Linked DNA regions of Homo sapiens: region 1 is linked to region 2. Evidence: chromatin loops called from intact Hi-C (ENCODE). Cell type or tissue: right lobe of liver. All regions are shown on one strand. Each heading gives the region's core, and the rest is flanking DNA. Links, peaks and the distances in the headings are about the cores only. Region 1 overlaps LOC107983981 (a long non-coding RNA gene). Region 2 overlaps LOC107983981 (a long non-coding RNA gene).

Region 1 (15,526 bases), core at 4,217-12,216, 130 kb after region 2:
GTCTCATATTTGGTTTTGTGCGATTTGCTGTAAAATGTAGTAGGCTTCTCTTTTCCAATAGCTCTACCTTTTGAAAATAATCAATAATGATAAAATTGGTCATCAAATCCCATTAGCTTTTTTCCTCAGGAAAATTTCCCAAAGCTGGACCCTATTCTAAACTCCAACTTCAAATGTACTGTTTTGGTTGCAAGGAATTAAATTTCACTTGGTTTGCTTCAGGTAAAGAAGATCTTGGGGATAAGGAGACGTGTAGGTATATAAAGATGATAAGAATCTTGACCAAGTAGATGTGGCCACACAGTAAGGCTCAAAATGATCAGAACTTGCTTGGGGAAGTTGAAGTTTATTCAGGATCCAATACAACTCTAGTGACCAAGGTATCTTGCCAGCAGGCGTTTATCAATCACAGCATACATTCTCCCATAGAGTGTGTCTGCTTAGCTCTGTATCTTTGGCTTTCCTTCTAACTTCTGACTATTTAACCCTTTCTGTATTTCTCATGTTCAAATAAACCAAGTCACCAGATCCAATTGTTCAACCATCCCCACTGGCCATCACTTTTGTGCCAAACCATCCCATTGTCCACTAGTAAGTCTATAGATGAGCTATTCTTAGGTTAAGCACTCATTCTTGATTCCATAAATAACAGCCCACATCAACACAATGATTTATGTGGAAGAAGGACCTTTAAAACTTATGTTTCAAGGGTAGCAGGAACTCTTTAAAAGGGAAATATAGGCAAGGCAGCATATTGAGGTTTGGGCTATCCATCTTGCCTGTGGCCTCAGCTGAGTTCAAGCCCACCTACTTAAAGCTTTACAATATCTTCCTTACTGGGACCTCAATGCCTAAAGCCTATCCCATTTAACCCATTCTCAATAGTGATAATGACCTTGGGAAAGTCTCTAACATCACTGAGCTTTAGTTTTCTCATCTATCTCACCTAGGAAATGGGTGTAATCATTGAGAAGATTTGAAGAGAGACTGCATGTGAAGTACTTGGTCATTTTATCACCGTTCTATGAACATTCTATCCTGGTTCTAAAGATTATATTTGTTTATAAGGATACCTTTCCCATAAGAATGTGGGCTCCTTGAGATCAGGGACTAAGTCTTATTTACCTCTTCAATGCCTCATCCCTGGACCATGATGAATGAAGGCATCGTTTACACTTCAGAGAAGTCCATACCAAGCCTAAGATGAAAAGATAAAACTCGTGCTTCCTTCGTTAATCAACTTCTCTTAATTTTGCTTATAACAATATGAAGTCTCACCTCTCCATGTAAGTCAGTCCAGAACTAAGAAGATTGGTTATGCATTCCTTTTTGCTAGGGAAGTAGAATGGGACCCTTTATAAAGAGAATACCCAGCTACAGGAACTGTTACATGGCCTCTGACATCACCAAATGCCAAACCTAAAGGGGCACTAGAGGTAATGTCCTCCAACACTTTATTTTTAAAATGAAGAGCCTAGGGCCCAGAGAGTTAACATGACTCATGATTTTACAGTGTTATGATGCTTGAACACGAATCATGTGTGTGGATTCCCAGGGATGTACTTTACCAATGACTGGGCATTCCTCTGCCTCCATGATGGTGTGACCCAACATAGAGTGACCACTTAGCCAGCAAGTTTTAAATTGACCTGAGGAACAATCCCTGGGCAGACATAATCCCACCTCTACTCTACTTACAGCCAGGGAAGTAAAGATACCACACTTTTTCCCCTCCAGAAAAATGGGTCTGGAGTCAAGGCAGGCTTCCTCCTTCTACCACTGACCTAGGAGCAAGAAAACCTACTTGAGTTATGGCTCTATTGTCTTATTTGGTCCCTAGTTTCTACACCTGGAAAATTAGGCAGTTAAGTTTTGGCCACTGGTTTTCAAACTGGATTTTCCAGAGCCCTTGAGTTTCATGGAAGTGCCTTGGGTCCCACTTGGGGTGAGAGAAAGGAGGCCCAGTCAGGGTCCCAGCCTTTCCCATCTATTTTTAACATTTTGTTCATTTTTCAAATTTGGGCATTTAAAATTTTCCAACTCATTTTTTAATCAAATATCATAATATCCCCACTGCTTTGGAAATGTTTTAATTATTTAACTCTTCTTTATGGCTCAAATCTAATTTATCAGCAGAAATGTAGCAAAAGGAATGGTTCCAGTGCTTCCAACCACTAGATTGCATAATGATGCTGTGTCCAGGTAAGATTTTAAACCTGCAACACAAAGTCATAAGAATTCTTCGAGGTGCACAAAACTGATCCCTAAACCTGAATAAATCCTGAATATGGATAATAATGCTTTAAAGTCTACGTATAATATTGTAATATTATCTACATGATGCAAAAACATATCAATATGTAAAACCCCAATGAATTGAAATTTTAATGCTTTGTTCACACAGTCATTTTAACCAATTTGTTACTTTGTTCAATGTGTTTTCGAGTAATCTATTTTTTTTTTTTACCAAATTGTCTGCTTCAGGAGAGCCATGGAGTCTTTGGCTTCCCGCCCTAGAGAAAAGCTCACGTGGAGAGTTGAGCCAGGACTCAAGGCTTCCTTCTCCCTTACAATTCTCACTCCATCACTAAGAAGCCATCAAGATAGCCAGGTTTAGCCTGTGTGTTACCTTAGTTCGTACATGCATGCATGCATGCATTCAGGGACTTGAATGGGTCAGATGTTTAGGTACAGAGTTGAAGAAGGCAAGGTCTTTGCTCTACAAACACACAGGCACATAAATAATTAAAATATCCTGTGATAAGTGCTAGTAGAAATATATTCTACCAGGGCCTATAGGTGAAGGAAATAGTATGACATAAAGAGAGTCTAAAAAGCCCAGAGGAGCAATTGTCTAAGACTTGCAGGCTGCATAAGAATTCACAGAGTGATGGGCAGTGCCCCAGCAGGATCAGATGAGGAGGGACATTATGTCTGCAGAAGAAAGGAAGAAAGGAGAGCTAGAAGGAATGTCAGGCAGACAGACAACCTGTTCAGAGGCATGAAAGGGCATGGTATTTCCAGGGAACCTCAAATAATTCAGAATGACAGGAGCATGGCTCCCATGGAGAGAGGAGGAATGAGAAGGATCCAGTAATAAGGTGAAAATGTGGTCAGCAGTCAGGTAAATGCAAAAGGTTCCTGACAAAGCCATGAAAGAGACTTTGTAAGAAGGCTAAATGGAGAGAAGGGAAGAGGTGGTTTGGAGAATTCTATTCCACAGAAGATGCAGGGCATACTAGAGAAATCCTTTAAAGATGGATGATTCTATATATCAAAATAAAAGATGTCACTGTGAAGTGTACAAGAATAAAAACCTAAACACAGTAGGTCACTCTGGAATCAGAGTTACGAATGACAGAAAGAAGAGCTGGGACTGAAGGAAAGGGCAGGAAATGTCAAGTCTGCGAATAGAGATCGTGAACTCCCTCCAGAAGACAGGGCCCAGAGTAGGTAACAAAATAACTCAAACTCTAAAATAAACTGACTATGCTCAGGGTGCTTTGCCAGCTGCTATCTTAGACATAATCAAGTGCTCCTCGACCTGCCCCAGGAAACATGATGATCCCAGAAAGAACAAGACAGTCAAACGCTGACTGTGGCTGGCTAAGGAAGGGGACTGAATCAGAAGCAAAGGCTAGAGTCCTTCTTTAGTGTTCCAGGAAAGAAAAAATAATCACAGATACTAAAGAGGGTCTCCACTTTTTAATGTTTCCCATTTAATCATTTCTTAGCCAGCAAAATGTCAAGAAACTTTCATTGCAAGGGAGGAGAATGCCAAAGGAAAGCAAAAACATAACCGAAAAGGGACAATCTTATGCATATCTTGTGAGGGGAAGGGGTCACCTACTGGCATAAATTCCAAAGCCAGAAAGGTCCCATTTCCTGGCTTCCCTGTGCAGCTGCCTCTCCCACAATACGTAAACACACACACACACACACACTCACACATACTGTTACTGATGCCTGAAATTCCCATAATTGACATTTCATTCCTTTTGCCTGAACTTAATGGGATCTATTTCAACAGTTAAAATGTAAACATCCTGAAGGAGAGAGGGGCACATAATAAATTTGACCTATCATTATATACATTATAAATGTATATCTAATTGTTTCTTAGGAAAAGCAGAGATGCATAGAAAGGAGGCTACTGGACAGATATGATCTCCCTATACTAATGGGATAAACACTTCTGTTCCAAGGAGGAAGAACTTCTCCGAGGGTGGCTGGTGGCTGAAGATGCAATGCAATGCCTTTGTGGTTGCCTTGGGATGCCCTTGTTCTTGTCTCTATGACAAGAATGATTGAGTGTCCTGATGGAAGTCAAATCTCCATGTAGTGAGCCCCAGCATATACAAGACATTGGGTCAGGAAATGCTGATGACATCAAGAAAGCAGGACCTATGCTCTTCAAGAGCTTGGTGTCTTGTTGTGAAGAGAAGACATTAATATCTCGAGGAAAATCCACTGGGCCAGGCAGTTAATGAAAATTGAGGGATGGAGACTTAAGCTGCAAGGTCAAGGAAGGAAGTATTCACTTCCATTGAGGATATGCCCCACTTCTCAAAGCTGTGCCAGCCTCAGCTTTAGGATTTGTAGCCTTCATTCAAGACCAGGAACTGAGTTTACCTAGAAAACAACCAGCAATATAGTTTCAAAAAAAATCTAAATGACTGTTTCCCTGGTCAGTTAACCTCATGAGAAAAAGTATGTGACAGATATACTCTGGAGAATTAAGCCAAGGATTGGAGATAGATGACAGCTAGACCAACAGACACATAGATAAATGCGGGGACAGGGTGGTGATCGACAGAAAGAGAGAGGGGCTATGGAAGGAAACACTGGAAAATACTTCCTTATCTTCTCTAACTGATAAAATAAGGCAGAACACATTTTCAAGTGTTCTTTCATTTCTGATTCTGACAATTATGAAATCACTAGCACAATTTGGGAGCTTTTCAATGAAAGCCTATTGAAGCATTTGTATCACTTATGGAGTTTTACAATGGTTTACTTTGATTTGTACTTGCTCTTTAATTTTGAGGACTGGGTTAATGATCTGTCTTGATGCTGTAAATACACACTTACTCTAGAACAGAGGTCTGTATATTTCAGAGGAAGTTTCCCCACATCATTAATAGTTGTGTTGAAATCTTGCCACAGACAAGGCTGTGGGGACTTGGTGTTGATTAGAGAAAGCTCTGGGCCAGGGATCAGAAGATCTTGTTAACAGTGTCTAATCCTTGCTCACCTCTACCTCAACCATCTCAAAGGTTTCTCTAAGTTCTGGTCTATGGCTCAATGGCTAATTTCTGATAATAATATAAATAGCAACTGTTTACTGAGCACTTACAATATGCTGAGTAGACGAGTTAAGCACTTAACACACGTTATCTCATTTAAGTCTCATAATGACCTCAGAAGTTCAGATTAGGAATCCAGTGCTCAGGAAGTGATGCCCAAGATCCCAAAGCCAGTAAGGGGCAAAACCAGAATTCAGACTGCAGCCGTTGTACATGACACTGCCTTCATAGACAGCAGATCAAATAACAGGGGCTGAATTGAGGCAAAGTGAGAAGCTACAGACAGAAAAGGCCTGCAGCTCTGCCCTAATCCACAGTCTCAAATTTTTTTTTTAAGTTTAAAAACACTTAATCAAATTATTATTTTTTAAGAGACAGGGTCTCATTATGTTGCCCAGGCTGGTCTCAAACTCCTGGGCTCAAGTGATCCTCCCCACTTAGCCTCCCAAAGTGTTAGGATTACAGGCGTGAGCCACTGCACCCAGGTTTGAACCTCTTTTATAAGGTCACTAATCCCATTCATGAGAGCTCTGACCTCATGCACAGTCTCAAATTTGACCTGCCCTAATGCTAACGAATATATGCAAATTAGAACGTCCTACAGACTTCTGTATAAGAATCATCAAAAGAAAATAATGCTACTTTTTTAAAAGAAAGAAAATAGATATACAGTACAGAAACTCAAGTTACCACCCTTGCAAGAGTCTTCTGTGATGTTAATAAAATAGTGATGCAGAGGAGCTTAAGTAAGTAAATAGATGAGTGAATTAACAAATGAAACTGGTGATGTGCTGGAGAAGAAGGAAAGAAATGTCACAAGTAGCAATAATATTACCAAAAATTAAATGGTTGGGTTGGACAGCACAACAATTGGTTCTCATTAATGGCCTCAACACTGTCTAGCCTTTGTGGCTCATGGTCACCTGGTTCCAACCCACCTTTCTGGTTTTCTCTATCTCTGAAGCACTGGATAAGCTTTTTTTTCACTCTAGTCCAATAAATTCACTATCCTTATCCTTTGTATTCTTTGCATTTTTGTTTTATTCATATATTTCCCCTAAGGAGCCTGTCTTTCCTCTTTTCACCCACAGTCAAAAACCCTACCTCCCTCCAAAGTCTGGCTGAAATCCTGTTCCTTCCCTGTCACACCAAGAATAGGGCAGTGGGGCTTCCAAGAGGCCTGCCAGTGGTTAGAGCAGTCAATGGAGTTGTTGACAGGCATGAATTGCTCTCACATTCACATGAGTGGTTTCTGTTAATTTTTGATGTTGGAGCAAATGAGGGCTATCCATGCAGACTCAGTATGTCTCACCAACTCATCTGGATTTAAAAGGCTTTCACATGTCCCTAATGAAATGTTGGTGTCTTGGTATCAGGCTGAACGTGAGCCAAGAGAGAGGGTGAACACACCATCAATGATAAAAACAGATTTTCCCTGCGCCAAGATGAGATCACTTAACCTTCCGCATCTTATACATTTTCCTCCAAAGATACCTTACATTTTCTCCATGCTGTTTCTGCCTCTGCTTGTGTTGGCTCCTCTGTGTGCAATGGCTTTGCCTTCTCTCCCAACTACTTTCTCTTCCTCTCTCTGGCTAAAGCCCTCTCATTCTTCAAGACACACTACTCGGGGATCACCCCTCCAGGAAGCCATCCATGACTCTCTCAGGGTCAAGTGAAACTTCTGCATGCTCCCACAATATATTATGTGCATCTCTATAACTGCCCTCACTATATGAATTTTTATTTATTTGTTTAGATATCTGACTTCCCCAATAACAGTTAGATGCAGCCATGCAAAGCTGCATCTCTTTCATTGTTATGTCTTTGCAGCCAGGAGAGGCCCTGGCACATAGTAGGATTTAATGATTTTGCTGAATAATTGAATGAAGGAAGGAAGGAAGGAATGGGCAAACAAATTATAGAGCTACCTGTCAGGCCAGAATATGTGGCCACTTTCTTCTAGGATGGAGCTCTCTAGACTAATGCTCTGAAGACAAGCCTTATCGTGTATAAACAAGAAGTCTGGCATAAAGCCACTTTAACAATCCGAGGAGGATGGAGCTGCAGAGGCAGCTGCCAGGAGACCTGAACCCAGGAGCTGTCCAGGGTACTGAGCTAGCTAGGCTGTTTCCATGCCTAACCCAAAACGGCTCTCTGCTCTGGCCATGTCTTGACTGCCACCTCAGCCTGACTCACACCTTGGAATCTGGCAAATAATCCCCACCCCTGCACCAGCTGTCTCTTCTCACTTGAGTCCTTCTTGCCACTGGCCACTCTCCAGATCAGTTACTGCCCTGACTCAACTGCTTGTGTTTACTTGCTCTAGGCTGGCTCCCTGCCTCAGGCTTTCCCTGATCTGATCACTAGCACCTGCTGAATCCTCTGCTATTCCATAATCCAAAAGCCAGTTCCCTAGCAAGTTTCTAATCATGCCTCTGAACTGCCTGTGCTGAACAGGAGGGCCACAGCCTCAGGCTGGACAAGATAAAGCTTGGGAGGGAGGAACTATCACACAGCTCAGAAATAGCAATCTCCTTGCAAAGGGAAGCCTCATGCTGCCCAAGGCAGAATGTGACATAGGTGGCTTCTGTAATACGCCATCTGCTATTTTCCATACCATCAACAGTAACATAGGGGGGCAGATAATGGAAGGGAGCTCAGCACTCCTGGACCAGGAGGGCAAAGGTAAAAAGAATCCAGATATTGTCATCCAGGTAGGACTTCTTGTCTCACATTCGCTGTGTGAGTCCAGGATGCATCTTGTGTATAGGACAAGGTTTAAATTGCATCTGCTGTCACAGCTATATATAGATAATTAATTAAAATAAAAAATGGATAAAATTAGAAGTTTGATAGAACTATTTTATTTCTTATCTCTTATTTGAACTGCCTACCACTTGAGCCAAAACACATTCAGTAGATTAAGGATCCTGAAAATTTTAATTCACAATAATTTAAATGTTCCAGGCTTTGTCTTAAGGACCATCTTAAACATTACTCACATGTTTCTCACTAGTCATAGTTTATTGCCTGATGTAACATAGCTTTCTATATATAATTTTTAAATAGTGCACCATGCTCCATCCTAGTGACGTTTTCCAAGTACCTTCCTTATTTACCATACTGCCTCTGCTGGGAATTCTCACTGACACAGAGTTCCCAAGCCTGTCTTCCCCACTCCCTCCCCATATCATAACCTCGTGCCAAATGGTTTGGTTATAGAACAGTAAAGACAACACCTCTCCTCTCTCCCCCACTGAAGTTGAAGCTCCACAAATGCTGGACCAATGAATCCCCAGGAACTGAAACACCCTTCAAAAGCATATTGCAAGACTACTTGTATTTCTTAGCCTCCTTGCTCTCACCCAGCCCTTAGATCTAGATCCAGCCATAACAAAAGTCCCCCACAGACAACCCTTCCCAGTTCAACAGTCCTCACTAACCATTGTAAGCACCCTTTGAACCAGGGCATTAGCCTTTCTCAGAAAAGTCCTTCTGCCATCCTAGAAGCCCTTTTTGTTAGGCTACCCTTCCCTTTTTCTATCTCATTGAGTGTATATATGTGTGATTGTATGTGCACATATGTATAAGTCAGCTAGGAACAACTACTGGTTTGCAGGTCAGAGAAGATAAGAGAATCCTACATCCTTAGCCTAAGGTCTTAATAGCCAGGTAATTGTGTACTCAGGGGCCAGCAAAATTTGCAGGTTTCTCTCCCTCTCCACTTAGCTTTGGAAGTGTAACAACCACTGAGTTCAAAGGACACCCTGGCCTCGGAGGACTTAAGGGGTGCCATTAGGAAGCTGATGACCTCAGCTGCTGTCAGAGCTGAAAATTGGCTGACTTGTGCCTCTTGGCCAGCCCCCCACATCTGTGAAAGAAACCAGTCATGCTTGAATCACTCCTCTTTTGTTTTCTTGGATTTTAATCTTTCCTCCAAGCCTAGAGGTGTTGATTAGGGTGTCAGAGAAAGGGAAGGAAAACATGATCTGTATCCCCTTGCTCACATCTCCACATCTCACTCTCATATTCCGCTATCAAACAAGCCAGCCAAGCCTTGCAGCTGGAATCAGGTACTTTCTATGTCTGGAGCCTATCACCCTCAAAACCTCAGTTCACCTGTATAAAGGTGTTGCTACTGAAAGCTAAGAATACTTCTAATCCAAAATTTAGAGCAGGGACAGCTCATTTTAAAGAGAACTGCTTTGCTTCACTGGATAATTCTGAGCATCCTCTCTTTCGTTACTACTCCTTCTGCAACCATAGGCCCCTGGTTCTCCCATGTAAACCACCCAGTGCTTCCTTCACCTGAATGGCCCAGCCCTCTGCTGAGCATTTCCTTACTACATCCACTATTCCTGCAGTGTCTAAACCCTCCTTTTCCCACCTCGTAAGCAGCCTCAGAAAACTTACTTCTGCCATAAGCCTTTTCAGGTGAATCTGAAAAGAGGCTGTATTCCCACAAGCCTGGTAGAGAAAGACGTCAGGACTCCAAAGCAGTGCCAGGACTTGGATCTGACATTAACTATGTGTGCCTCCTCCACAAGCACCTTAATGCCACCACCCACAAAATTACAGAAAGTCCTAAAGGCCTTTCCAACCCTGAAGCCCCAGGCCCCATAACACCACTCTAAATATGCGTTTCACCTTCACTATTCTACATATTTTAAAAACCTCCACCTCTAGTGCTCACACCAAGCATACATACCCTTTGCTTTATTTGTTCTTTTATTTGTATGGACTTTTAAAACTCTATAGTTACATATTTTAATAAATAATGTAAGTCATAAAATCAGGTTTTTGCATTTACATCTATATGATATTCAGGTGAATTCTGAATGTTTAGCCAAATAGTCTGTGTTTATGTGGAGCATGTTGATCTACAGAAATATGTGCATATTTTACCATCAATAAGCAAAACATGACTCCTTTGGAGGTTTTGCCATCAAGGAGACACATTCTGATTGAGCTTTGAACATCTGCCCACGCCAGTATTTCCTGCTGCTTAAATAACTTTGAATGGCAAATATTCTTGATGATGATGAATTATCCCTTTACCTCCAGAGAGGGCTCGGTTTTGAAAATCCATCAAGATCCTACCAAAAGGCAGAGCTTAACGTTTTTGTCATCTTTGTTTTCTAGGCCATCAAACTGAAATTTTCCAAGCTTTAATCTGTGATGTTAGCACATCCTAAAAATTGCCAATTTTTTCCATAAATGCAAAGCTTGTTTTTGCTAGTGAAAATTAAACAAGATAATAGGTAGCTAAGGCAGGAAAGCAAACTGAATAACAAGTAAAAAATGTTTAAAGGTGATATCTCTTTTAGATATCTAAAATTATATTTCTAGTTTTTCTTTATGTTATCCTTTCTTACTGACAGAGATACTAAGCAAATGATATTAATCAGAGCTATGTGTCAAATTAGCTACCAAGTTTGCTTTTAGAATTTGGAATTCATAACTCAGTTATAAAATCACTGTTGGCTTTTTCCACTACTCTGCCTTCTATCCCTGTAGGATAGGAAAAACCCAGGCAAGCATCCTGAAATTGCCAGGGGGTAGGTAGCAGAATGTGCTTCTGACCACTAAAATACTCTCATTGTTCACACACTAGCCACACCACTGAGCGTGTGACCTCTTTCCAACACTGACAAGTGAACATGAGCAGCCCTGCTGACTTTGATTGGTGGTTCACTGGGTCTCTGACCTTGAATGACATTGCCGGCAGATTTTGACTGACAGGCTGCAGCACTGCCGACCACCTCTAGTACACACGCCCACTCTTCAGAAAGTAGGCCTTATCTTTTCAAAAACACTCTTATGTTTTCAAAACATGGGCTAACATGCACCAAAATGTGACTGCGGTCATCAAACACAGTCTGGGAAAACAAAAACAAACAAAAAAAAAAAAAACGCATGATCTTTAACTTACAACCCTCAGATCCCACTGTAATTGACATATTCAGTGATATAGCTGGTCAGGCTTTGGCTGCATCTTTGTGAGGCCAAACATCAAAATTAAATTAGGGAAATTTAGACAGTCACAGAGATATGTTGTCTATAGGGCACCAAATATTCAGATACTTGGAGCTTCTGAATGGTTCTTGACATGCAGACACAAAACACTTGAATGACTGGTAAAAGGTTTTATTTTTCTTTAGATGCTTAGGAATACCGACAGGAAGCCTCAGTCCCTGCTCAAGACTCTGATTCTACATATGCCTGGGTAAGACAGAGGCTCATGGTGCCTTCGCACTCTTCTGGTGAAAAAACTATGCTGACTTTAACCTAGCACTCTATGTAGCCTCCAAATTTTCCCTTAATAAATAAGAATTTACTTTCAAATTAAAATGCCATACATTTTAATTTGTTTAAGAAACTGCTGCCTTCCTTTTAAAATAAAATCAAAATGCTCCAAAGTTAGCAACAAATGTAAAGCTCCCATACTCCTGTTACAGGAATATGGTACATTATACACCTGTGCTCAACTTTGGTTCCTCCAGAAATTCCACCAAAAGGAGAGTAAAAGAATTACAAACTTTCAAGTGTAAAGAAAACGGGAAGAAGACAATGGCAAGTGGGAGACAGCAAAAATTTTTGGAAGTTGGAAAGTTGGAAAAATTAACAGAGATAATTTGATGGCTAAATACCAAGAGAGAAGAATAAGAACTAAGCCAGTTCCACCAAGAGCATCTTGGAAAGGCCCGGGAATTAGAAACTCCTAGTGTCATGGAAGAAAGCGGAGTAAGAACTGAAAACAGGACAAGTGGATGAATGACAGTATAAGAGGTATTCAGATTCCCTGGCTCCCTCCGAAGCAGACAAGCAACCAGCCCTCTTTTATTCCCCCAAGAGGTTTACTCTATGGAAAAACAGACCAAAGAAAATCTAAACTTTTAATGCAGAAGTGAGCAAGAGTGCTGTAGTGAAAGCAGAGGAGAACAAGAAAAATTCTACACCCTGAACAGCAAACCCCAGCCTCCTTCTGCCAATCAGCTCAGATACTGCTGGCAGCCAGGCACGGAGCTCTCTGTCGCAGGTCAGGTTCTCTGGAAGATAAGCATAAAGTGAAGATTTGTGTGCAGAACGTGTATTCGAAGTGCTGTCTAGATCAACACCTGTGGAGGAGGGAAGGGAGCATGGCTGGGCAGAAAAGAAGGTGCTCCGGTGACAACAAAGGACTCAATGAATCTCAAAGGGAGCTCCGGAGCTAGGATGGTCCTTCAGAGTTGCCCATATTGAAGCGCGATGCCAGACCTTTGTATTCCCACACCAACCAGTCACTAAATGTAAGCTGCTGTCTTCAGCTAGAGGCAAACACCCTAGCAATGGGAGAAATGATTGATTTAGTCCTCAAGGAGTGAGGAGGAGATCTGGAGATGCAATTTGGGGATGAGCAGGATACTACTGCTGTCCTTGTCAAATTCCGCTTGTCAATAATCAGAATAAAAAATATAATCTAACAGGGAAGACAGGATGATAACTAAATAACTTTAATAAAGTAAGTTACATGCTCACCAAAGTTATGGGACCAAGGTTTAGTTCTGTGATTGGGGAAAAGAAAGTGTGGAGGTCCTGGAGTATTTTTCCATGTTGAAGATATATGAACTGGATGTGGAAGGATGCATTAAAGTGTATCCACTGGAGTAGACAGGGAAACCTGCACCAGATGGAAGGAAGAGTAAGCGAAGGAATGGATGTACAAAAAAATCGATTAAGTTCAGTGGGGTTAAGTACTGAAGAAGGAAGGGGTGAGGAGATAAGTCTCTAAGGAAGCCTTCAGTGGAATGAATTTCTCTGTGCAATAGGGAAGTACTGAAAGTTTTTAAGAAGAGAAAGAAACTAACAAATGCCATGTGTCCAGATTTTACTGTCAGTGATTATAGAAATGATTGGAACTGGGAATGACTCCACGTGAAACGTGAGTAGGAAGAAACTTTATGAAGTTCATGGGGGGCAGTATAAAAGGGTTTGGCATGCTGGAGATTCAGATAGGCCTGGGTTTTAATCCTCACACTGCTACTTACCAGCTAGGAAACCTTGCACGGATCACTTAACCACTCCAAACCTGCTTTTCATCTGCAAAATACGGGATACTAATACCTGTTTTAAGGGATTTTGGGAGCAAATAAATGAGATAATATATATAAAGTGCTTAGTACAGAACCTAGCACAGAGCAAGTGTTTATTAAATGAAATCTGATGGGTAGCAGCAACAATAGTTAGGTTCTGTGGGCTGGGATTACTCTACAGGCAGGAGAAATGAAAAGGAAGGCAAGGAGGACAGGCATGCTGCGAGAGAGACTTGTAAAGAAGAATCAAGAGAAGTTGGTTTTTAACTATGAAAAGGAAAAGAAATAGGTGCAGATTCAATGACATCTTCACAGTTTTACATGGAACAATGAAAACACCACTGCTAGAATTATGCACATTTAAGTGTTGGAAGTTTGGTACAATTTTGAGACATTTGATTTTAATATGGTCCAGATATTTAGTCAAACATTATTCTGGGTGTGTGTGGGGTGGGGGTAGGTGTGTGTGTTTTAGGTGATCAGCATTTGAATTGGTGGACTGAGTAAAGCAGATTCCTCTCCCCACTGTGGGTGAGCCTCATCCAATCAGTTGAATTCCTGAATAGAACAAAAAGGATGACCCTTCCACAAGTAGAATGAAACTCCTCCTGCCTGACTTCCTCGAGCTGGGACCTCAAAACATCCTGCCTTGGGACTCAAGTTGAAACTAGCCCTTTCAGAGTCTTGAGCCTTCCAGCCTTCAGTCTGGGACCACCCCATTGGCTACCCAAGTTCCAAGTGAGAAGAGAATTTCAGGGAGGGGCAAGTAAGAAATGTGCTAAGTGTCCATATAGCTAAATGAAAATGAGGGTCAATAAAAATCTTAGAATTGGGTGACCTTGATATAAAAAGTTGTAATAGATTAAAGAAACTGGATTGCTCCATAGGTGCTTTTATAAAATCTCTCACTCTAATACTTCAAATGTCATCAAATATTTTTAGACAATATCTTAGGGGAAGTTTGAAAGCAGAACAAATCACATAAAATTATCCTTGAAAACACAAGTGTAGGCAAATACTTGGAGAATATCATGGCTGGGGCCAATCCACCGCACAGTCCATTTCTCAGAACCAGGGATTTAGTCCTGGAAGGAATGGTCTTGGTTGTCTTTTTGTTCCCTGTGACTGCTGTAATGAATCACCATAAATTTAATGCACTAGAATTTATTCTCTCACAGTTCTGGACGCCATAAGCACTGGGCTGAAACCAAGGTATCAGCAGCCCTGCGCTTCCTCCAGAGGCTCTTGGGGAGAATCTGTTTTCCTGCCTTTTCCAGCATCTAGAGCTACCTACCTTGGCTCCAACCCCTTCCTCTGTCTTTAAAGCCAGTGGCCTAGCATCTTCTTTCTCTGATTCTTCTTCCCTCTGCTTCCTTTACGTGGCTTTCTTGGTGTGTGTGTGTGTGTGTGTGTGTGTGTGTGTGTGTGTGTGTGTAATCTCCCTCTTATGAGAATGCATGTGACTGCATCTAGAGCCCTCCTGGATTATCTCCCCATCTCAAGATCCTTAGGTTATCACACCTGCAAAGTCGTTTTCTGCCATGTAAGTTAACATTCACAGGCTCCAGGGATCAGGATGGGTATATCTTGTGGGAGACCGTTATCCAGCCTACCACAGTTAGTAACCTAAAGACTGTGTTGAAATATCCACCCTAACAACCCAGCAGCCCAGGTCCTAAACTCAAGCATCCAAACTCAAGGATTTGAAAGAGAAACACCCTAAAATGCAAGCCAAAACATAACCAGAAAAAAAAAGTGTAGGCACTTTAAAGAGAGAACAGGAGATAAGATCTCTTTAAGAAAGATAACCCACAGTTGTGGAAGGCCTGTCACTTAGCAAGAGCTGTGAGCCAATCAGATGCTCTGTCAGAAGGCAAAGCAGGAGAAAGCCTAATTGGATTGGCTGTCTTAATGGGCTAGAAGTCAAGTCAGAATGAAAACTATACTCAATTCAGCCAGCTGAAATTGGTTGTAAAAAGAATGCAATAAAATAGGTCAATTTTCTGAGACTGGTAAGAGGGTCCATACCCAAATGAACTGAATGCTTCTGTCTTTATGTGACTATTTGTCACCTTGTGACTATAGTCTTTAAACCATGCAGCGTGGGTGAATCGATCTTATTTTTTTTTTATTATACTTTAAGAT
Region 2 (15,526 bases), core at 5,140-13,139:
TTTGTCAACAAAATACATCCCTTGGAAAGGTTCCATAGCTACTCCAGATAAAACCTACATTGGTCATGACCAATCTAATTAGAATCTTTCATCAGACAGGTATGTTTAGAATTTTATTTTTATGCCTATATTCTTATTTTGTTTTTTATGACTATGTAGCAGTGTCCCCCAAAATTCCTCTCTACTGAGAACCTCAAAATGTGACCTTATGTGGAAATAGGGTCTTTGAAGATGTAATTAAGATGAGGATACTGGATTAGAGTGGGCCCTAAATCCAATAACTGGTGACCTTACAAGACAATAGCAACAGAGTGATACACAAAGAGGAGACTGCCGTGGGAAGATGGAGGCAGGGATTAGAGAGATGCACCCACAAGCCAAGGACGCCAAGGATTGCTGGCAACTATCAGAAGCTAGGAGAGAGGTCTGGGTTGGTTTCTTGCTCAGAGACTTCAAAAGAAACTAACCTTGCTGACAATTTGATTTCAGACTTCTGGCCTCTGGTACTGTGAAAGAATACATTTCTGTGGCCTTAAGCCACCTGGTCTGTGGCAATTTGTTACAGCAACCGTGTAAAGCTAATACAGACTATATCCTCATCATCACCATTATTATCATAACTAATATTTATGTAGACTCTATTCCCAAATAAGGTCACATTTTGAGGTTCCGAGTACAGAGCAATTTGGAGGTATACTATTCAACCTGTTACATGATCATAAAAACAAAATAAAAATATAGTCATAAAAATAAAAACCCAAAGAAATATAAATCATTCTACTATAGAGACACATGCATATGTATGTTTATTGCAGCACTATTTACAGTAGCAAAGTCATGGAACTAACCCAAATGCCCATCAATGATAGACTGGATAAAGAAAATGTAGTACATATACACCATGGAATACTATGCAGCCATAAAAAGGAATGAGATTATGTCCTTTGCAGGGACATGGATGAAGCTAGAAGCCATCATCCTCAGCAAACTAACACAGGAAGAGAAAATCAAACACCGTATATTCTCACTCAAGTGGGAGTTGAACAATGAGAACACATGGACACGGGGAGGGGAACACCACACACCGGGGCCTGATGGGGGTGGCGGGGAAGGGGAAGGAGAGCATTAGACAAATAGCTAATGCACATAGGGCTGAAAACCTAGATAACGGGTTGATAGGTGCAGCAAACCACCATGGCACACGTATACCTATGTGTACATGGCACAGAACGTGTATGTAACAAACCTACACTTTCTGCACTTGTATGCCAAACTCAAAGTAAAATAAAAATATATTAAAAATAGAATAAAATCCCAAATGTATCTGTCTGATGAAAGATTGTCATTAGATGGGTCACAGACAATGTAGGTTTTACTTGGAGTAGCTATAGAACCTTTCCAAGGGCTACATTTTATTGACGAGGTCTGGCTCTCAAGTTTTTTAATCTTTGGATAGGTCTGTAGAGCTCCAGATAACTGGATAACTCAGGCTATGCAATGTGCTTTTTGTATAGTATCTTATTGAATCCATCTGACAACCCATGGAGGAAAATGTGGTTATTATTGTTTCCATTTACATATGAGAAAACTGACTCTTGAAGACATTCAAGGCCCCACAGAAAGAGAAGAGCTGAGACACGAATCCAGTTATCGCTAACACCCATTATTCTTCTAGAAAATCACACTTACATAAAATAAGATGCTCTCAAAGATTCTCTTTTTTAAAAATCTAACAACATTTAGCCTGGGCTCAATATAAATGCGACGCGATTTCTTATACCTTTTATACCTATGCCCATAATACAGCACACTCATAATTAATGTTTAAAATGATGAGCCAAATGTATTGAAAGTCTTTAGTTACCATCATAGCCCCTCTAATGTATTTCATAAACCACAGAAGTGGACATTTTGGCAAACTGTCCAAAAAGAAATAATACAAAAAGGGATTTTTTTTTTTGCTTAAATATTTACCAGAAGACCATATTTTTCTGCTTGGTTAATTGGATTGTTATTATATTTGTAAACCTAGATCTTTTCTCCAGAGAAGATGGGCAAACCGTTTTACATATGGAAGAAGGAAAGTCCATCCCACTCTCTTCCCTTCTCTGGCACCACGACACAACACACACTACTATTTTTGTGCATAGGACTGGCAGCATAGCCCCAAAGGGCTGTAACACTTTCATTTCCAAGACTTTTGTTTTGCTAACCTTGAAATGACCCACTATGTCTTTTTCAGGCAGCCACTCACCCTCATTTTAGCTGAAAGCAGCTTTTAGAGAAATAAAAGATAGAAACATGTGTTCGACATTTAACAAATATTTATTGAGTACCTATTACATAGAAACCTGCTTATAGTTTTGGATTTATTGACATATACATAAATATGTGACAAATGTAGAAATAAAAGTCATGTGAATCAAAACATGATAGATGTCCAGAGGAAGGTGTCGAGTGGGGGTGACCATGAGAAGCTTCATGGACGAAGGGCAATGAAGGGCTTAGTTCAGGAGGCTGTCTGTGATCTGGCTGTGTGAGAGATGGGGGAGCTTGGAGTGAGGGGATACAAGCCAAGAATAGGAAAAGAGGTTCCATGATATAGTTCCTCCCTGCAGTGAAAGGAACAATGAGTCCTATAATGCACTGGACAATGAGCTCCTGGAATGCAGGAAATTTGCCTTGGTAAAACTTCGTGTCTTCAGACCCTGGCATAAAGTAGCTGCTGAAAAATCTATACATGTGAATGTTCAATACATGAACCAATGAGTAAATAAATGGGCATTATGTTGCAAACAGAAAAGTAAATGAAAGATCCATCTCTCTTTCAAAAGCTAAAGGTAGAAGCAGTGGCCTTTGGAACTCAAGAAGAACCAGCCCCTAGCATTGTTTAAGAGGCTATGAAGCAGTAGTGGAGAGCTCTACGCCCTCTTCCTCACCAGTTTATCCTCAGTACCTTGCTATCCAAATGGGAGCTTCCCCCGAAACAATCTGGAGGTCAGAGGCCAGAGGGGAGTGCAGAAAGAAAGGAGCTATCTGGATAGCAAGGCCACAGAGAACACAGGGTGAGGAGAAGAGTGAGGGCTGCCTTGTCTGGCAAACTGCCTGGCTGTGGAAATCTGACCTGTGCAAAAAGAAAGCCTGACAGAACTTCTAAGTCAGTTTCCAAGAACAAATCTATTTTTAGATAACCGTTTCTTTCAGCAACAGACCTCCAGGTGCAGAGAAGTACTTAGAATTTGTCGCAACAAAACAAATATGGGGTTCTAAGGTTTATATTGTTTTATAATATTTTCTCTTTCACAAATGGAACTCTTAATATGGACACAAACCCCCTAAATCCATTGTCCGATGCATTAATTGGGGGTGAGGGAGAATGATTAATAAGAATAAATAAGAGCCTTATCTACTGAAGAAAACACCAGTGACTTGTTCTACACGCAGTGAAGTCAGTGATCCAGTTCATTCATTCACTTGGGATAGCCTCAGCTCACATCAGGCTCTGTAAATGCCCACACTACAGTTCTCAAAATACAGGTACTTCCAGGGAATTTCTGGGCTGTCAGCTCCTGAACCACCTGGCAATCAGGTGAGAAATCTCATGCAAGTCTGATGCCATTTCAAACTCAGTAAAAGCATGATAATAGATCATCACACAGTAAAGACAGCGGTGCTTTAGCTAGGATCAGGGACCCTGCATTCCACAAATAACTTGGGCCAGGGTAGGCAAAGGGCCTAGAGAGGGTTTGAGCACCCACTCCCAGCCCCAGACCACAAGGAGAGATTTCTGTCTGAAGATCTTTCATTCAAAAAAGTGTTCTTCCAACCCAAAGTTAAGATATTGGGAAAGGCAGCTGTGAGGTGAACAGAGCATAGACCAGCAGCCAGTGGACTCAGGGACTAATTCCAGCTTCACCGTTTCTCAGTAGAATGATGAGGAAGGAAATCAGCATCTGCTGGGAGCTACGCAACTTGCTAGGGGCTTTCCCATGCTTTATGTTCTCTAAGCATCAATTTTCCCATGCATAAAATGCAGATAGCAATGTTTCCTCTGCTTATTTCTCCGGGAGCTCTGTGAATTCTAAAGCAGCTTTGTACATCTAAAAAGATTATCTATGTGGTCTTTGAGGGATGTCTTTGTATATCTGGTCTGATACAAGCTGTGATGAAAGTGGATATGTCCTCCCAGCAAATATTAAATCATACTCGAGTAAGTACAGCCACGGAATCATTTCCACCATCATCTTTCCTAATGGGGAACACAATGACTTAAAGCATCAGCTGATGTAAAGACAGATTGAACTCACCATTATATACATGTATATATACTAAAAAGGTGAAGGCAGGATTAGAGAAGAGCTTGTGGCTGTTTTCTTTCTTCTTTACTTCCTTCCTTTGTCCTTTCGTTCTTTCTTTTTTTGTTCTCTGTAATCACCAATATCATAACCTAAGGGTGACTTAAACTTGTCCTTTCTCCTAGTCTCAATTCCAGTCCCACAGTAAATCTGAACTCTCATGGTGATGATGGTGGTGCTACCCTTTGGTGAACACTTACATGTCAAACCCATTGCCAAGTACTTTCCATACATCCTCCCATTTCCCCTCTCAACAACTCTCTGATGTAGTCACTATTATCCCCATTTTACAGAGGAGGAAAGTGAGAAAAAAAAAAAAAGATTTAGAAACTTGCCTAAGATCACAGAGCTACTATGTGCCAGAATGCAGGCCTATGTGACCAAAAACAACTGTGCCCTCACTCACCACACCATATGACCTCCAGAATTTCTGTTCTACCACTGAGTAGCTAAACTTCTGTTTCTGTTGATAAAACTACAACCCAAAGTGCCAGGTGACACACCAAGAACAGCTGTGACCATATTCAGCTGCATTTGCTGATGAATATGAGTCCTAGTTCTTCCTTCACAGACACCAGGGCTGGTAACTGCATGTTGACTTCTAATGCTGCACTTGTGTCCATTTTGACACAAACAGCATGTGTAGAAGGAGCACAAGGGAGGAGCAGGTAGCCACTCCATGTGCACTTCTAGCAGCACCCCAGCCCCAGCCATGCACTCTAACGAGGCCAAGTTTCTTCCCTGTGTCTTTCACATCGGACAGGGATTGCACATAGACTGTTCCTTCCTTGCCTAGAATCCCCTCTGTGGAGAATCTGAGGAAATGGCTGGAGCCCATGAGAAAATGTAGAAACACACAAGCAACAGAGATGAGCATTCACTGGAAGCAACAGAACCTGTGTGGAAATGAGTATGGCTCACTTCATCACATGTATGCTGGGCCAATTCAAGTGTTCTGAGCACCATTCAGCTAGTGTTTGAAATGAGTTCTAGGTCTTGCATCCCCCACATTTCTGCCTTCCTGAGCCCATGCCCGGAAAATGTGCTCAATGGCTTGCATGGACCTTACATTGACCACAATTTGTCACTTCCCCTTCTGCCAGCCCAATATGATCCCTGGCTTCTATATACACTGTTCAGTATAGTGACACTACACCAGAAGAAGAATAGGGAGCCCAGTTTTGTCCCAGCCTCCCTCCTCTCATTAACCTTGTGCCATTATCCAAAAGCAATTAACCTACCTGAATATAAGTTTCCATATCTGAGAAATGGGTATAAAGTTAACCGCCATGATTATTCCTATGCGCTCTGACATATAGTATTATTAATTTAAGTAAAGTTTTTGTTGTCCCAAATTTATCACCTTATTTTCTAGATATTGTCAATTCCAAATACCATTCTGAGAACATGATACTTAAAGCCATACATGCTTCCCCAAATATCCATGACCCACGCTTTTTTTTTTTTCCTTTTGACAGAGTCTCACTCTGTCACCCAGGATGGAGTGCAGTGTTGTGATCTCAGCTCACTCCAACCTTCCCCTCCCTCTCCTGCCTCAGCCTCCCAAGTAACAGGGATTATAGACACCTACCACCACGCCTGGATAATTTTTGTAGTTTTAGTAGAGACGGGGTTTCCCCATGTTGGCCAGGCTGGTCTGGAACCCCTGACCTCAAGTGATCTGCCCACCTCGGCCTCCCAAAGTGCTGGGATTACAGGCGTGAGCCACCACGCCCAGCCTCATGCTCATATTTTGAGTCCAATTGGACCAAACAAAAGCCAACCAACCAAGAGGATTGTCTACTCGACTGACACAAGGTTCTGAAAAGAATTATTTTGCTTCTGTAATACACTGAGTTTAAATTGTTTTCCCCTAAACATGTAATTCTCTGGAAATGGCGAAGAAATTGCTGCTTTTAAATCAAGTTTCATGATCAGATACTAGGTTTTGGATGTGATATTCATGAGACATCTGTAACAAGTGAGGTTACTTAAGGGATTTATAATAATTTGCTTTAAGATTTAAAAAGAAAAATATAAAAATACAGAACGACATGACAACTTTACATGCATGGACCATGTGCACCTAAAATTTACCTCTAAAGAACTAGTTAACCAAAAATCTTGCCATAAAAGCTGAAGCCCACATGCACAAAACAAAATGATTGCAAGAAAGCTCTAGATTTCGAGCCTAATTACATGTTTCTTGAAATAATACATGGTGCTGGCATGAATTTGCTATATTGATAAAAGAGATGTCATATTGCTTTATTTTTTAAATCAAATCTTGAATATAGCTCTAAGCCCCTAATCTCTATGGTGGAAAGGAAAAAAAAATCAGCCTCTATTATTCTTGGAGCACTTTCTTCAATCTCTCTAAGGAATTAGAAAAGAATATGGGGTGTTTGTGGCATCAGAAAACAGAAGCAGAGCTTCAACCCTGGCCCATCATCATCACCTCTGAATGTCATTGCCCAAAACCATGTAAGACAGTTAAAGGCAGTAGGATTTCCTTCCTCTGTACAAAGTGAGGACACCCAGATTGCTCACCACAAAAGCCATAGTGCTTAGAGTCTAATCATCATCACCATCCACCCACCTTCTAACATCAAGGTAGTACTCATTGGAAAGCCTGCCCCACTTGGATGTTGCATGCCAGTAGGGCATGACCATTTGCTACTCACCCCCCAACGCATACCCCTAATCACCCACACACATGGTCAAACTATTTCTTTCCCTTCACCTTTTGGAGCGCCTCTTCTTCTAGGACAATTCAACTTTACTTTCTGCAACGTAAGATTTGGTTACTGGACAGGAAATTATATCCTTCCTTGAATCTTCTCCAACAATGAGAATGAAATGGAGAATAATACTACTGCTGACTTCCTGTCATGTATGCAAATCCCCTAGCCTGGAATCTGGTACAGAAAAGAATGCTCAAAAAGTCCATTCCATCAACCATCATAGTTCCAGACACTATATATTTTTGGCACTGGGAATAAGACTCACATTCTATAGTGGAAGCAATTAAGAGAATAATTATAATTAAAAGGCTGTAAGATTCAGGCACCAACCAGTCAACAGAGGCTGGACACAACATTGAGTCCCAGAGGTCCCGTCTCTGATGGGCAAGTCTTAACTGCTGAGTTGCTGAAATTTGGGAAGACTAGGAGAGGGCTGGAGGAGGGAAATGGGAGGCATTCTTTGGGCCTGGGCTGTAGCTGTTTACTAGCCAGAACATAAACACTTTGATATTTTAACAACTGTGGGGCCACACCAGTGTATACCAGCTAACTATCAGTGCTGATCACATAACAAAAATATTGCAATATCAGAGGATGCTTCAGGAGCTCGGAGTACCTGGTTGGCACAGAAGCTTTTAATCTGGGATATTGCCAACTGGACAAATTCAAAGAGGGTTTTCAGGTAAGTGAACTACTTGGTCAAATGCACAGAGGCTAAAGAGAGCAGAGTTTTAACTGAGAAAGAAAAAGTAATCAGTAGTACCATCATTATTATTGATAGACACAAATTACCACCCTTGAGTGGGTAAGTGTCTATGTGGCTTTTCCAAAAGCCCAGAGTGCTCATCTTGTTGAGGCATTGGGCTCTGCCCTTACATTGGCACCTGCGTCCCAATATCTATGGTCTGCATCCTCAGCCCCTATCACAGGCCTTACCCCTGTGTAACTTTCCTGTTATCCCTACTCAGGCAGGAACATAGGTCCATCTCCTTCAACTGCTCACATCAGAGCAGCTTTCACACAAAAACAAGTCTTTCCCTGGCACCTTTATAAACAAGCACCTGCAGATGAGCTGGTCTCAAGGAAAAGTGATTCCAGGGGCTGCCAACCCAGGGAAGCGCCCACAGGTGATCCTGTGAATGCAGAAACACTTATCCATCAGTGATTGGGTGGCCAGCCAGTGGGGATGATCAAGACGATGAGAACACCACCATTTGGATCAATGTGGCCAGAAAGCGACGGTCAGAATGAGGGGAACATTGCTCAGTTTGGACAACTGGCTCACCTTTGAAGAGTAACTAACATCAAATAGGAATTCAGGTTGGTTATGAAGATGCCACAGAGTCCATTGAATTGACATTTTGCTGGCTGCAGCCAATACACATCGCCCCCCAAAACAAATGCACTCTGTTCTTTTTAACCAATTTAGATCTTTCGAGACTTCTATGAAGTGTTGTGTTGGCTTGATGGACACACTTTAAAGCAAACGTGTTCAGTGTTAAAGTTAAGACATGCTTTATAACTGGGCATAAACACTGAAAATGTCTGATCAAATCCCTTCCTTTTATGGAGCAACCACTCTGAAGCTCAGAGAAGTGGAGTGATTTGTCCAAAGTCACACAGCATTTAAGCAAGAGAGCCAGGGTGAAAATTGGAGTCTTTGGTCTCTAAATTCAGTGTCTTTTTTTTATTCTCAGGTGGCTTCCTTCAGTGTCAGATTAGAAGTCTAAAGAGGCATTCATCCTTTTTGCAGAGTAGAGACAACCTTGCCCCCACCAAGATATCCAGAGTGGACGCTCCCACCTAAATGAGGCAGGGCCAGTCAAATCCCAGAGCACCGGAGGCACAGAATCTGTGCCCTAAGCCTTAATGGGGACACCAATCTGGACTGCTACACGTTTAACTTTAATTTCACCATCACTCTCCAAAGCATTTTTGTCATAAGTACACACAAAAAGAGTACCCAGTGCTGCCTCGATGGGAAATTTCTGAAACAAGTGGAGACATTTCCGAGTCCCTCCTCAGACAGGGGGCGGAGAGAGGCCGCGTCGCCGCCTGTGCCAGGGCTTTGTGTGTGGGTTTGGGCGCCTGACAAACGCAGGGATGATCGACCGGTGGCTTCCTCCTGCAGAGCCACGTGCCAGCGCCTAGGGGGCGCTCTCGATGTGCTCAGCAGCCCCGGAGCCTCGCCGCTCCCAACAAAACCGAAATGACGCAGCGGAGCTTTTTTCTTTTTAATTCGCTTCAACATTTTAGGGGAAAGGAGAGACACAATTCTAAAGGGGGCTTTTTAAAAATTCGCCCTGCTTACTGAGACAGATAAATATTTTTAAATATATTATTGGGTTGCTTCTTCCCTGCCTCCCCGTAAAATCAAACTTTTTTTTAATCTGCCCTAAAAGTCAAGTGTATGTTTCACCCCTTTCTATGGCATATGGCAAGCTTTAATGATGCCAGAGTAACACTGTTTCCTGATTAAAATGGCTGGTTGAAAGGACCCGCTTTTATTCCTGCTACAACTTGCCATGTATCATAATGACCAGCTTTAAATCCATCAAAGTGGAGTACAGAGTGCGATCGCAAAGGTTCAGACATGGAAATCCAGTAAATTTTATCTGCTATTCAGCCAAGAGACGCTCCCGAGTAGAGCGCAGCCCTGCCGAGTTTAGATGATCAATTCTTCCTCAATTCCAATCATCCATCCAGGCCACGGACACGCATCTACCTCCGTCTCACATTCATTCCCAATATGCTTTCCTGAGGCTTGGGCAGGATATGCAGGGGCTTCCAGCCGCTTAAGGTGAAGAAGAACTTAGACATTATCATGTCTAAGAAGAAAAGAATCACAAAATTTTTAAAAGGCATAAAGAAACCCAAATAATTAATATTAAAAGATATTACTGAGAGACTTGCAAATATCTCGGCTACCAGATTTTTAAAGTAATTCTCTAGGTGTAAGGCAGGACTGATAAGAGATCGTTATTGCTAACACAAAAATGTTTCTGTGCATGTATTAATATGTGTGTACCTATATATAGATATATATCCTCCCACATCCAAAGAGGTCATTTTTTTAACGTGTATGTGTGCATACGTGAAAAATTCTGTGGAAGATTATCTTGCACACAAAGCAAATGGCCCTGCCCCCATTGTGCAAGAAGCAGATCCCCTGAGATTAGGGAAGAAGGAATTGCTTATGGTCAGCAGAGGCCGGGAGAACAATGGAGACCCCAGCTAAAGGCACAGCAGCAGCCTGCTAGGATGGGTGGGGGACTGACCACATGGCCATTGCAAACTAGATGGCATTGTCATTGTCACCAGAAGTGACTAAAAAGGGCTCAAATTAGCAATTGTTATGATTAGCAGGTGGTTTAAGAGATATGAGGCCCACGAAGTGACTCGGGCTGTGGGGGAGGGTGGGGTGGACACTAGAATGCATTTCAGTTTTTCCTATAGTGCAAAATAGAGAGGCTTAGAAGTGTTTCTTACTTGAATAAAAGAACTGCAAATTCTTTTAAGGAAAAAATTACGGAGATCCCTAAAATGCAAAGTATCCTCCAAGCCAAGAAAATGAAAATGTCCGGGTTCTTTAAAATAATTTTAAGTTATGATCCTATACAATCATTATAGATGAATTTTGATAAAAGTAGAAATTTAAATGCCATTAAATTACAATAGACAAGAAAAGTTGACAACTCTAGATTTTTTTAAAGGCAGCCTTACTCAGTGTGCGTTATTATAGTGCCTAAGAGATGTTTTAGACAAATGTAATAAAACACCTTTCTAACTGAAGAGTTTTTCACTTCTCAGTTCCTCAAAGAGTTCCTCACAAAACTGGTTACTTCTTATATAGATACAAAATACGTTTTTCATGTCTTGCCTCTCTATCTCATGAATCTCAGTACACAAGCAAACACTTCACAGCCTGCTTTTTTATTCTTTCTGTTTAAAAATCTTTGATAACAAATATTCACTGGTGAGCAATTTCCCCAGCAAGATGTCCCTAGGAATCTGTAGACAGAATTGTCAGGAATGGATAGTCTGGCTGCCTTTCTTCCTGTCACTGCCCACAGAGGTAGGCCCTACAGTGGATTCATGTTCAGGTAAATTTTTTACCAAATGGGCAGGATTTCTCTTTTGCAGTTGCCAGTAGCTGTAAGGCATGTGTAATAGAGACTGAAGACTGGATCAAACCATGAACTCATTTTCTCTAGGCCATGTTTCTGTTGGTCTGCAGCTCAAAGATGGCACCTACTTAGTGGAGTTAGCCAAAGATTCCCCACTGTATCAAAACTCATTCTGATCCATGCCTGGGAAGGAAGTGAAGGACTGATTTGTGCAAGGATGCTTTGGTGCGTAAGTCCAAAAAAACTTCATGGAACCAAAACCAAAACAAAAACCTGTTCAAGCAAAGGGATCTAGGGTGTAGAATCAACTCAGACTGAAGTCTGTCAAGATTAATAGATCTTATTGCACTGAAAATGTTAAGTGGGTTCCCAAGACAGGTAAAGTGGAGAATGAGGCAGTTACTTGGCAGTCCTGGTAATTTGTACCCCAAAAAAATCATACCTTTTAGAGTGTTACTAAATTACATTTGTTTTTCGTCGTTGTTGTTGTTGTTGTTTGCAAAACATAAATATATAAGTAAAATTATCATGGCTCTCTTTTTGTTCAAAGAAAACTTGAGCAATTTAATCCTATCTTTGGACTCAAATGATTCAGACATATGCCTTGCCAAGTGAAATTCCAGTAATTCAACATCTGTGATTTGGGACTCTTTCTTAGGTGTCAAAAGAAAGATTTCTTTTGTGTGTGTGTGTGTGTGTGTGTGTGTGTGTGTGTGTGTGTGTGTATGTGTGTACCATAATTTTACACAAATGTTCCCAAGACTAAAAAACTCATTATAAGTAAATGTACAAATACATGGGCTAGAAGTTATCTTCTCAAACCACAATGGAATATCTGCCTCATTCATTCATAACTCCACCTCACCTACACAACCTAAGTATCTGTCACATTTCTGACTAATTTCAGCAGATTTTGGAGGCAATCTACATCACTTACATACAACACATGTAGCAGCTTGCCTTTTCCATACAGCTATTCTGGTGGGCCCATATTTACTAAAGAATGGTTTGATTTCCTCCTGATTCATCTCAATCATGGCTTAAGAAAATTAGGTAGTCAAAGGACTCCAAGCTCGGTTCCTACTCTAAGTCATCTTATCTCTAATGAAATGAGGCCTGCCATAGCAAAATAGACCATCTAGCTCTTTGTGCCACCAGACCAAAAGGGGTTTTGTCCCCTGGATTATTGGAGAAATTATGGGCACTTGGACCTGCCCTTGATGATGTGCTTGGTGTGACCTCTGATATTTGTCCCCATCCTCTGTTGTATTGATTCCCATACAAATGGTCAAATTTGAACAAGCCTTTTAAAACACTAAATAATAGGCTGCTTGTATCCTGCAGGAAACTAGACCATTTAGCCACAATTGGAACTATTTTCCAGCAAAGTTGATGCATTTGTACCTCACCTGACTGAACAGAAATTAACCCCCATTCACGCCACTGACCCTACAAAACCCACTCACCCTGCTGCACTTGAACATATTTATTTTTATATGTTATTCACATATTGTTGCTATGCACTTATGTATTTAAGCAGTTGCATGCAGGCCACCAAGAGAGACTCAGTTATTTGTCCTTTTCATTAGTACTGTATTGGTGAGATGAATGTAACACAGGTTTCAGATAAGTGTAGTCTCTCTCATTACTGAAATCAAGAGGAATATTGTCTTTGATTGGATTACTCACGCTGTCAAGGTAAATCAGAAACATTATAGCAGGGAAAGCTCAAATGCCTGGTGACTTTTGTTGCTGACTTAAATGCACAGATGTTGGAAACAGATGCAAGCATGAGTGCTTCTTTCCCAAGATGTGTCTACAAATGTTTGCAGGATATAGTTACAGATGTGAAATCACTTATGTCCAAGGCATCTCTCAGTCCATTCTGCTTTTAGCATCAAAGATCTGTAAATAAAAGTATTCTTGTGTAAATAAAGGGCAAACTATTTCTATATTTAAAGTATATATTCTTATAATCATAGTATTTAAATAAAATTAACATGTGGTTCAAAAATTAAACAAAGAAATACATTGAAAAGAATAATATTGCTGTTTTGTTGCCAGTCACCTAACACACAGAAGTGTAACCATAATTATCCTGGCTTCGCTTTGTTGCAATATTCGATTACTGCTGCCAGAACCATTCAGTACCATGGACAGAGAAGGCACAAACTAAATAGCTAAGCAATGACTATGATACTTCAACTGGACACATCAAAGGAGAAAGAGGTAGTTCATGGCTAAAAAACACAATGAAAAAAATCTTTAACTTCCCAGGGTTAATAAATTGTTCATTTCACTAAGGACTTATGCTTACATTAAAATTATAAGTCTGTGGAAGATTTGCTGTATTGTGTTCTGCTATGGTTTGAATGTGTCCCCCCAAAATTCATGCGTTAGAAATTTAATCCCCAATGTAACACTGTTGAGAAGTGAGTCCTTTAAGAAGTGATTAGGTCATGAGGGCTGAGTCCTCATTGTCACAGGAGTGGGTGAGTTATAAAAGTGGCCGGGCACGGTGGCTCATGCCTGTAATCCCAGCACTTTGGGAGGCGGAGGCGGGCGGATCACGAGGTCAGGAGATCGAGACCATCCTGGCTGACAGGGTGAAACCCCGTCTCTACTAAAAATACAAAAATTAGCTGGGCGTGGTGGCGGGCGCCTGTAGTCCCAGCTACTCAGGAGGCTGAGGCAGGAAAATGCCGTGAACCCGGGAGGTGGAGGTTGCAGTGAGCCGAGATCGTGCCACTGCACTCCAGCCTGGGTGACAGAGCAAGATGTCGTCTCAAAAAAAAAAAAAAAAAGTGGCCATCTCTTGCTGTCTGTCTTGAGCACTTGGATCCATCTTCCATCTTCCACTCTTCTACCTTCTACCCTTCCACAGTGGAATGACCCTTGCCTCATACTGGTGCCATGCTCTTGGACCTCCCATCCCCCAAAGCCATGAGCCAAATAAACTTCTGTTCTTTATAAATCACCCAGTTTCAGGTATTCTGTTATAGCAACAGAAAATTAACTTTAAAATATGTCCCTAATTTTAAAATGTAAAATATTGTACATTTTAAATACCTGTTATGTTAATCACACCAAAATGTTCATTTTAACATGTAGCCTTGACAATAGCTCTAGAAGCAATAAAAGAATTTATGAACTTGCTAAGGAGTCTTTTCTGCTATTAATCTTCATTGCTACTTGGTCTTCATACATGTATAATACACATATAATACAGCCATATATACGCTAATAAGATACTTCTTTTTTTTTTTTTTTTTTTTTTTTGACACGTGGTCTCATTCTGTTGCCCAGACTGGAGTGTGGTGGTGCGATCTCAGCTCACTGCAACCTCCACCTCCTGGGTTCAAGCAATTGTCCTACCTCAGCCTCCTGAGTAGCTGGGACTACAGGTGTGCACCACCACGCCCCGCTAATTTTTGTATTTTTAGTAGAGACAGGGTTTCACCATGTTGGCCAGGCTGGTCTTGAACTCCTGACCTCAAGTGATCCTCCCGCCTTGGCCTCCCAAAGTGCTGGGATTACAGACATGAGCCACCATGTCCAGCCTGCTAAGAATATTCTTAAGGATAAATTTGTGTACTCAAGGAAAACCGCATGCCTAATTACTGATATTTACACATGAAAACATCAACCCAGCTTTTATTCTTTCTATGAAATGAACAGTAAAATAATTTTAACCAATTTGTGGAAATTTGAAAATAACTATTTTAGATATAAAACTTTAAAAAATCAAATTCAGACTTTAATTGAGCAAAATATTAAGGGAATTTATTAAATACTATAGTGTCAAGCATGACTTAAATATTGCTACAACTTTGAAGGAACTCAGAATCTAATGAAAAATAGATATGGGAAGGAAAAGGGAAAGAAACAAGCGTATGTTGAGTGCATGATATTTGCCAAACACTCAGTTATGAATTTTACATATATTATATTATTTTCATAGATATTGTTATGGCTATTTAAAAATACAAAGAAAGTGAAGTTCAGCAAGGCTAACTACTTTTTCCAGATAGCTCGGCTAAGAAGTTGTAGAAACAGAATTCAGGCCCAGATCTTCCTGATTCCAAAGCACATGATTTTGTTTCACTACTCAAGGCTTCCCCAGAAGAAGACTTGAACAATTATGAATGGCAAATGCAGGGAGACCTCATAAATCAGGTAGCATTTCAGCCCAAATTATTTTGCCAGTCATTTACAGAGAGCACCAGGCAAAGCTATTTCTTGAGATACTTTATATTTACAACAGGTTGATGAGCCCACGCTTGTAATTGCTATCTTGATT

What was found. Hi-C counts contacts between places; a loop is a spot of excess contacts. Peaks named below come from ENCODE experiments on the same cell type or tissue, not always from the same donor. Only the 100,000 strongest peaks of a DNase experiment are listed, where the experiment ranks them.
Region 1: a loop joins it to region 2, with 2.5 times the contacts of the local background. A loop is called at or near these places in 4 of 110 quality-filtered maps.

What each region holds. Positions count from the first base shown.
Region 1 is chr15:53,064,256-53,079,781 of GRCh38, reverse strand. All of the region lies in intron 4 of LOC107983981 (a long non-coding RNA gene), which reads right to left. Among named protein-coding and RNA genes, the nearest start is that of LINC02490, 44 kb to the left of the region's middle. In right lobe of liver, for the core only: no CTCF peak of the experiment used is centred there; a DNase peak (open chromatin) is centred at 7,481.
Region 2 is chr15:53,191,233-53,206,758 of GRCh38, reverse strand. It overlaps LOC107983981 (a long non-coding RNA gene), which reads right to left. Exons shown (of 6, transcript XR_932257.3): 5 at 12,916-13,131. Among named protein-coding and RNA genes, the nearest start is that of LINC02490, 83 kb to the right of the region's middle. RefSeq lists a silencer at 2,973-3,267 and an enhancer at 2,973-3,267. In right lobe of liver, for the core only: a CTCF peak has its summit at 9,248; a DNase peak (open chromatin) is centred at 9,208; H3K4me3 peaks cover 878 bases; H3K27ac peaks cover 444 bases.